Regions from separate parts of the Homo sapiens genome. Here region 1 is linked to region 2. The links are chromatin contacts, found by Hi-C in ENCODE. All regions are on one chromosome and are shown on one strand. The core of a region is the stretch at or near the end of the contact, and the rest is flanking DNA. Distances in the headings are between cores, read along the strand shown. Region 1 holds the start of ETFDH (electron transfer flavoprotein dehydrogenase). Region 2 holds the start of CTSO (cathepsin O).

The links. Hi-C counts contacts between places; a loop is a spot of excess contacts on that map. Pooled maps may share reads with other maps.
Region 1: a loop to region 2 is called in a pooled map, with 25 times the contacts of the local background. The contact joins the promoter of ETFDH here to the promoter of CTSO in region 2. A Hi-C loop is called at or near these places in 2 of 37 single-sample maps with no recorded cell type and 12 of 50 pooled maps.

Annotation. Positions count from the first base shown.
Region 1 is chr4:158,669,546-158,673,617 of GRCh38, reverse strand. It overlaps ETFDH (electron transfer flavoprotein dehydrogenase), which reads right to left and starts at 1,322. Exons shown (of 13, transcript NM_004453.4): 1 at 1,128-1,322. The coding sequence starts at 1,161. C4orf46 (chromosome 4 open reading frame 46) reads left to right here and starts at 1,731. Exons shown (of 2, transcript NM_001008393.4): 1 at 1,731-2,002; 2 at 3,850-4,072. The coding sequence starts at 1,817. The coding sequence ends at 4,005. RefSeq lists enhancers at 974-1,475, 1,077-1,636, 1,479-2,115, 2,116-2,752 and a silencer at 2,057-2,126.
Region 2 is chr4:155,951,589-155,955,533 of GRCh38, reverse strand. CTSO (cathepsin O) reads left to right here and starts at 1,668. Exons shown (of 8, transcript NM_001334.3): 1 at 1,668-1,821. The coding sequence starts at 1,687. RefSeq lists an enhancer at 263-557.

The DNA.
Region 1 (4,072 bases), core at 73-2,572, 2.7 Mb before region 2:
ATTTCTTAATATATGGAAGCCAAATTTAACAAAATTCTACTTTCATGAAATTTCATAAGAATATCCTTGAATTTGGAATATTTAGACTTAATGATTCTATCACCAAAACTTAAGTAAACTAAAGATTTAAAAAAATTAAGCCAGTTATGACAGAATATGAGATCCTTTAGGGAACTTTTCTGTTTGAATTAACGACAACAACAAAAATTTAAGTAAAACTTTAAAAAGACCATCCAACTTCATCTGTCACGATGGTTCACAGAATACCCATAACACGATAAAGCCCTTAGAGTTAATTTAATTTAATTTTTTTTTGAGACGGAGTCTGGCTCTTTCACCTAGGCTGGAGTGCAGTGGTGCGATCTCAGCTCACTGCAACCTCCACCTCCGGGTTCAAGTGATTCTCCTACCTAAGCCTCCTGAGTAGCTGGGATTACAGGAGTGGGCCACAACGCCCAGCTAATTTTTGTATTTTTAGTAGAGATGGGGTTTCACAATGTTGGCCAGGCTGGTCTTGAACTCCTGACCTCAGGTGATCCATCCGCCTCAGCCTCCCAGAGTGCTGGGATTACAGGCTTGAGCCACCACGCCCAGCCCTTAATTTTAGACAACGCAGAAAAACTGGCTCCAGATACACTTGGGTGACTTGGTCAACATATGAATGTTAACCATGATGTGACAGATCAGACTTCAATTTCTTTAGACTGAACTAGAATGGCTCCGAAGACGAAAGTCAGGTCAGGACCAGGGAGAAAAACTGGGCAAATACGATTTTTTTTTTTCCATTTCCAACAGAGGTTTGAAGATTAGAACCAGGATTTGGGAAGCCTCAGTTCAGGAGTCCACCGAGGTGTGTGTGTGTTGACAGGTGGTGGTGATGCCGAGGGCGTGTTGACAAGTTTTCCCCGCCCTTGACCTTTAGCCTAGATATTAATTCTACCAACTGGGGCAACCCCAGAGGGAGGAAGCCAGGGTCCCCCAACAGGCTGACAGCGCGTGACCTTTGCCCTAGATAGCCTGAGAAAGCTGATGAGAGAAGGGGCGAGAGGTGCCTACAGCCCCCAGGACCGGCCTTGTCCCTTTTGCCCTAACTCCTCCACTTATCCCCACCGCCCGTTTCCTCTCACCCAGGCAGGACAGCTTGGCTAGCGGCACCAGCATGTTCAAAGTCACCAGGACTCTCGGTCGGACACAACAGGAGGACTGTCCGCTGCTCGCGGCGGGCGCTGGACCTCTAGGCCGCGGGGGGCGCCATCACCTGCCGGAAAGCAAGAACTCTGCTGCAGTTCGCCTCCCCGCTCTGCCGACCGCTCTTGCTTCACGGCGTTCCCACCTCCTTCTCGCTCTGCGCCGGCGCCATGGATGACGCAACGGCCAGCCGAGGCTTCCGGGTCATGTACCAAACCAGGGAAAGATAAGGGACTCCAAGTCCCAGCCGGGGAGCGGTGAAACAGCCACAGCGCGGCCAGAGGGGTCCGCGAATCCCACAGCACGACGCACGCGCAGTGAAAGGCAGTAGAAGGCGGGGCGACGCACACGGCTTCCTGGGAGGTGTAGTTTTCTCTACGAGTGCCCTTCGAGATCGATTGGAGGCTCGCGCAGGAGCCGTGAGTTGCCTAAGGTGAATTGACTCATATGATTGGCTGTCCCGAAAAATGAAACGTCTTTGTGGTCCGGGGCTGAGACCCACGAGGAGACTGGGCGGGATTTCTGGCGTTAGGAGGCGGGGCCTTTCGGCTTTGGGCGCGAGTGGTTAAAAGACAGTTGGTGTCGGTTCGGCTTCTCGGGTCGGATTCCGCGGTCCCAACCCTTCCCCATGGCCGACCCTGAGGAGTTGCAGGTTTCTTCGCCGCCCCCGCCGCCTCCCTCTTCTCCCTCCTCTTCAGACGCCTCTGCAGCATCTTCCCCGGGCGGCCCAGTGAGTTTGGGCTGGCCAGTTCCGAGCAGGAGCAGCGGCCCAACGGTGGACCAGCTGGAGGAAGTGGAGCTGCAGATCGGAGACGTGAGTGTGGTGTCGGGACCGCGTCCCCCCTCGGCGCCTCTGGGAAGACCGGCGGCGGCGGGGCTCGCGAGGCTAGGGAATCGGTCCCCCAACCCCCATGACCCGGGACGACCGGCCCTTCTGCGCCCCAGAGCGTGCGGGCGGGAAGCGGGGGGGATGCCAGCAGCTAAAGTGCCACCCCTCTCTGAGGGTTCCCCCTTTAGATTTAGTGGTGAGGAGTCTTAAGGGGTTTTCCTTCCACCCGCCCCACCCCTCACTGGTTTCTTTTTGTCTCGCCTTCTGGTTTCAATCATCCGCAGTAACCCGAAGCCACGCAGCTCTGCGCTGCCTGTTGCTGGCTCTCTGCCTCCTCCTTTCCCATCGGAGAATAGTTTTCATTGCATGGGTTTCGGAGAATAGTTTTCACTGCATGAGTTTGCTGGCTTTCTGTGGGTACTTGAGATCAGGCTGTGATTTCTTTCCATGGGACTTAGAGCCTGCTGTTCTAGTTGGCCACCTGCCCAGGGACAGCTGATAATGCCATTGTCTGCCCCAGGCCTGCTTAGCGCTGGACCCAGCTTGAAGGGTTTAGGTCACGTGGATTGGCTTCTTTGACGGTTTAGTTCAGGACTCCTCCCTTTGTATGATTGCTAGAATGCATACTTAGGATAGTTTCTGTTAAATCTCGAATCCCCAGAAACTAGCACCCCACCTCCCAACCGTAACTCACACACCACTGGAGGGGAGAAGACAGGGAAGGGGAGTTTTATGTTCTCTTGAGTGGGTCAAGTGGAATGAGGTATGTAGAGTGTAACCTGGGAGAGTTCTGTGGCCTGACCTTTCCTGCAGATTGGAAACTAGGGGATGAACTAGATTATCTCATTGCTCCGCAAGTATTTTTTTTTAAGGATGACTAGAGTGCTTAACCAGCTTTTATTTTTGCAGAACAAACTGATTGCAAGTAAATATGTAGAATGAAGTGCTAATGTGTTATTGAGGAACACTGTTTTATTTTATATCATTGGTGAAGAAAACGTTTGGCTGAAAAGTGAATTTTCCACCAGGAGCTGAGTGTTTTCTGCATTTGTGTGTGATTTTTTAATGTTATTTGTCAGAGCTCAGAGTTTCTGTTCTTTGATCTATACATTTTCATTGTTTAAAGTGTTCACAGGTCAATGCCCATGTTACCCAAATAGCAGTAAGAATTATTTATGATGAAATCTCTCAGATATATCTGGCGCTTAGTGTCAAGGGGTCCAAGTCATCTTGTTGAGCTGAGACTCTAGTGTATTTTCATAGAAAACAGCAATCCTGGGCCAAGCACGGTGGCTCACGCCTGTAATCCCAGCACTTTGGGAGGCTGAGGCAGGCGGATCACCTGAGGTCAGGAGTTCGAGACCAGCGTGACCAACATGGAGAAACCCTGTTTCTACTAAAAATACAAAATTAGCTGTGCGTGGTGGCGCATGACTGTAATCCCAGCTACTAAGGAGGCTGAGGCAGGAGAATCACTTGAACCCGGGAGGCGGAGGTTGCAGTGAACCAAGATCGCGCCATTGCACTCCAGCCTGGGAAACGAGCGAAACTCCGTCTCAAAAAAAAAAAAAAAAAAAGAAAACAACTATACTGATTTGTCATATCTCAGACATAATGGATATTTTTCTAGCAGACCTGTTTCTTCAAAGTCTACTCAATATTAAAGAATTTCTTAGGTTCCGTGAAAGAGCCAGTGCTGTAGTTTGAAAACTGATTACTTTGAAAGAAAATAACATGGGCATTGGATTCAAAGCCTTAAGCTATTTTCAGCCTGCTTATAAAATGAGATGAGAATTTTAAAAATAAAATTATGTTTGACTTTTTTTTTTTAGGCAGCCTTTTCATTAACCAAACTTCTTGAAGCCACATCTGCAGTATCAGCTCAAGTGGAAGAACTTGCCTTCAAATGTACAGAAAATGCACGTTTCCTTAAAACGTGGCGGGACCTCTTGAAAGAAGGCTATGATTCTTTGAAACCTGATGACTGATTTGGCATACTTCGTTGTTTAATAATGACTGCAATAATTCATACTTCTTATGTCATATTTTGTACAT
Region 2 (3,945 bases), core at 419-2,918:
GTGGGGCTTTTCATCTCTTCAGTCACTTATGCACTTCCATCCATGATGTGTCCTGATGACCTAGAACAATGCCTGACACTTAGGAAGTACTCAATAAAATATTTGTTGATGTAAATCAATTGAAATATCAGTCCCATAGGGATGGGGATTTTCATCCCTTTAGTCACTTATCCACTTACTTGATATATCCTCATTACCTAGAAGAATGCCTGACACTTAGCAGGTACTCAATAAATACTTGATGTGAGCTCCTGAAATGAGTTTAGTTCAAGGGGCTTTTTTACAATACCAATTATCCTAAAGTAAAGATGACTGCCTATATTTAAATTTCCTGACTCCGTAGGTTGTCAATAAACAGGGACTATGATCTGAAAGCAAAGTTCAGTTTAAAAAGAAAAGTATGTGCTTGTATGAGTCACAAAAAAGGGCTAAGTACAAAAGAACTGCTGAGGTAAACATGAACATCGTTCTGTGAACTTATGATTTAAATAAAATCTTTATCACCACACTTGCCAAGAGCAATATATCTTATCATGAACGTACATAAAAAACTCTTGTGTCTTTCCTCTTAATACTCGGAACATTATTTTTATTTTTATTACGAAGTTTGCATTGGAGAATATTGTAACTCACTGCACCTAGGTAAAAACTAAAGACATAAATCTGATGTTAGTTCTAAAAATCTACAAGGGTAATGATATGAATTTCACAGACATGGAAGCCTTGTTCAGAATAGATGATAATAGAAAGGCTCGGTAGAGCCAGGTTCATGAGTGTGTGACCTGTGCAGAAGTGGGTGCTTAGAAGGCCCATGGCTTGGGTTAATGCTCTGCTGTTGCCGTCTTGAAATTCTTCACAATTTATGAACAAGGGAACTTCATTTTCAGTTTACACGGAACCCTGCAAATTATGTACTTGGCTCTATCTTCCTTTGCAAACGGAGAAACAGGCTTCAAGAGTTTTGAAACTGCCATAATAGATCCAAAAACTGTGTATGCTTTTCACATCTGTACAATTTTGTTACGTATTTATAAACATCTGCTGAATGGATGACTCTATGTATTGGCCCACATCACTTCAGAACTAGGTCTTGAACTTAGGGATTGTGGCAAGAAGGAAAAAGGCAGCTTCCGGTGGCTCACAGGGCAGGCCAGGTGGCTCACACCTGTGAGCATTTTGGGAGGCCAAGGCGGGTGGATCACTAGAGTCCAGGAGTTCGAGACCGGCCTGGGCAATATGGCAAGATCCTATCTCTACTAAAAATACAAAAATAGCCTGGGGTGGTGGCACGCGCCTGTAGTCCCAGGTACTCCGGAGGCTGAGGCAGGAGGCACTTGAACCTGAAGGTCGAGGCTGCAGTGAGACCTGATCTCAACACACACAAAAGAATGACTCTCAGGCTTCTTTTTTTCTAATGGATGGAAGTGAAACCTCGAAAGCACATGGTCAAGTGCCTGACTCTTCCAAAACAAAAACAAAAACAAAAAAACTAGCCTCAGCAAGGAGGTCCGTAGCCTCCAGCTGACCGGATTTTCAGTCACAGAACACCGGGGACCTAAAAAAGGGTCAATCTCAGCATCGTGCACTCAACCCAGCTCCTTCCGCCCCTCGAGCCCAGGCTGGGAGGAGCCGAGGAACCGAAAGAGAAAACAGGCCGCGCGGGCGGCAGAGGAGCCGGGCGCCGCAATGGACGTGCGGGCGCTGCCGTGGCTGCCGTGGCTGCTGTGGCTGCTGTGCCGGGGCGGCGGCGATGCGGACTCCCGCGCCCCCTTCACCCCGACCTGGCCGCGGAGCCGCGAGCGTGAAGCCGCCGCCTTCCGGGTACCGAGCGCGCGCCTCCCCGGGATCTGTCCCTGCTCCCTCACTTCCTGTCCCGGGTCTGGGCTGCGGAAGAGGGCCCCCGAGAGCTGACCCTGCTCGTGGGCACCCGTGGCTCTGCGATGCGTCTGGGGCCCTGAGCTGCGGGTGCAAAAGCCAGCTTCTCTCTCCCCTCTCCTTGTGCCATGGTGTCACTCCCCCATGCCTTTGCTAACCAAAAGACTTGATTTTCCAGAAGAGATTTGTCGCTATGGATTTTTGGGACGCACCCAAATAAATCCATAGATACGTCCAAAGTGTCCTTGGTGGGAAGAAGCACCCCCTTTTAGCAATCCCCTCTATCGTTGCCACTGGCTTCCAAAGCTCTTCTATTTCTCTTTTATGAGAACCAGAAACAGGGAGCAGCCTGTTGGTGGAAGAAACCTGTCGTGTTTTTTTTTCCCGAGGAGGGCGCTAGTGATCAGAAGTTAGAAACAAAGAGCCTGTCTTTAGCCAGATTAAAGAATCCTGATGGTTTATGATTCTCCTTAAACTAACGCACCACTTTAAAAGTTCTTCCTGCCTTGGCGGAGACTGAGTTGAAGAAAAGAGAAGCATTTAATTTCCTTTTCATATTATTATACGAAATATAATATAATTTATATTTTATAATATTTATAATAAATACTTAGATTTGAGTCTAGCATGAAAACTCTGGAAGGGACCAGTTAGCTGAGCACAAATAATGATTTTCCTGAAACCAAGGAAACTGCAAGGGATGCCGATTTAGTGTTCGCCTCACTATGTTCTAGATAGCTGATACTATTTAACACATTTTTAAATTCATGAAAGATGCCATTATCATGATTTAATTTATTGGAAAAGAAAATTCTTTCATTCTGAATCAAACATAAGTCTGAGTTGAGTAATATTGCTCAAGGAAGTGTATCTTTTTTCCTGGTGTTTGTTGGAATTTCTCACAGGATTTCATAGCTGTGCTCTTTTCCCCCGACTCTCCTGGAAAGCTCCAATGTTTAGGAAGGCCAGCCTTCCCTGATTCTGTCCACTCTTACGTTTTGTCCAAACCGAGATGTGTACTGTTATCTCCACTTTATTATTCTTGAGTTCAGTTCTAGCTTTCAAAACCAGAAGTCCTCTTACTCTTTCAAGAACAAAATTCTGGCCTGTATTCTACCCCTATCCTCAACTTACGTTCGTTTTCCTGGTAAACGAAACCCCTTAGGGGAAAAGTCAGTTTCACCTTTATTGGTAACGTATTCATTGGCTAAATAAATAAACACACTGTCAGGCTCCTAAAAATAATATTTCAGGACAAAGCTCAAAGGGCTAGACTTATAAATATATTTTTAACATTTATTTAGATTTTAGATAATTTATAAATATATATGTGTATAATTTATGTAGTGACTCATACTGGTCCTGTAAAGAGGCCATACCCTGATGAATGTCTAGAAAATGTAACTTTTCTCAGGAGAAATACAAAGAAACAGGTTGAAAGATGGAAAGTTGGAAGTGGAGGAGGATCGAATTATGAAGACTCTTAGTACATTTTAAAAACCTCGGGTTAAGAAATACTGAAAAAATTTTCAAAGCAATTGCTGCCTGTAAGAATTTGCTTCATGAGATGGATACCCAAAAAAGAGAACATTGAGGCTTCAACGCACAGTTGCTGGAAACTGAACACCTCTCGGTGCTTAGTTGGACTTTATCCAAGAATGCTTTAAAACCGATTTTCTACCTTAGTGGTCCCCAATCTTTTGGCACTAGGGACCGGATTCATGGAAGACATTTTTTCCATGGACGGGAGGAGGGAAGTGGGGGAGATGGATGGATTTGGGATGAAAGTCTTTCATCTAAGATCATCAGGAATTAGTTAGATTAGTTAGCTGGAGATTGCTGTTCGGACTTGGGATAGAGAGCTGGACAGTGGGAAAGGTGGAAAGGGCCTTGCCTCCTTGGTAACCGTGAAACTTCTTGTTGAAATCAAGTTAATTCATTGGTGAATTGATGATTCAGGGGTTTGCAGCTGAAGATCTGGTTCAAGAAAGTCCTTGATTAATTAGTAATGTCTTTCATGGTCATGGGTTTAGAGAATGGTGAAGGTTTTAAAATTTGTTTTAATCTTAG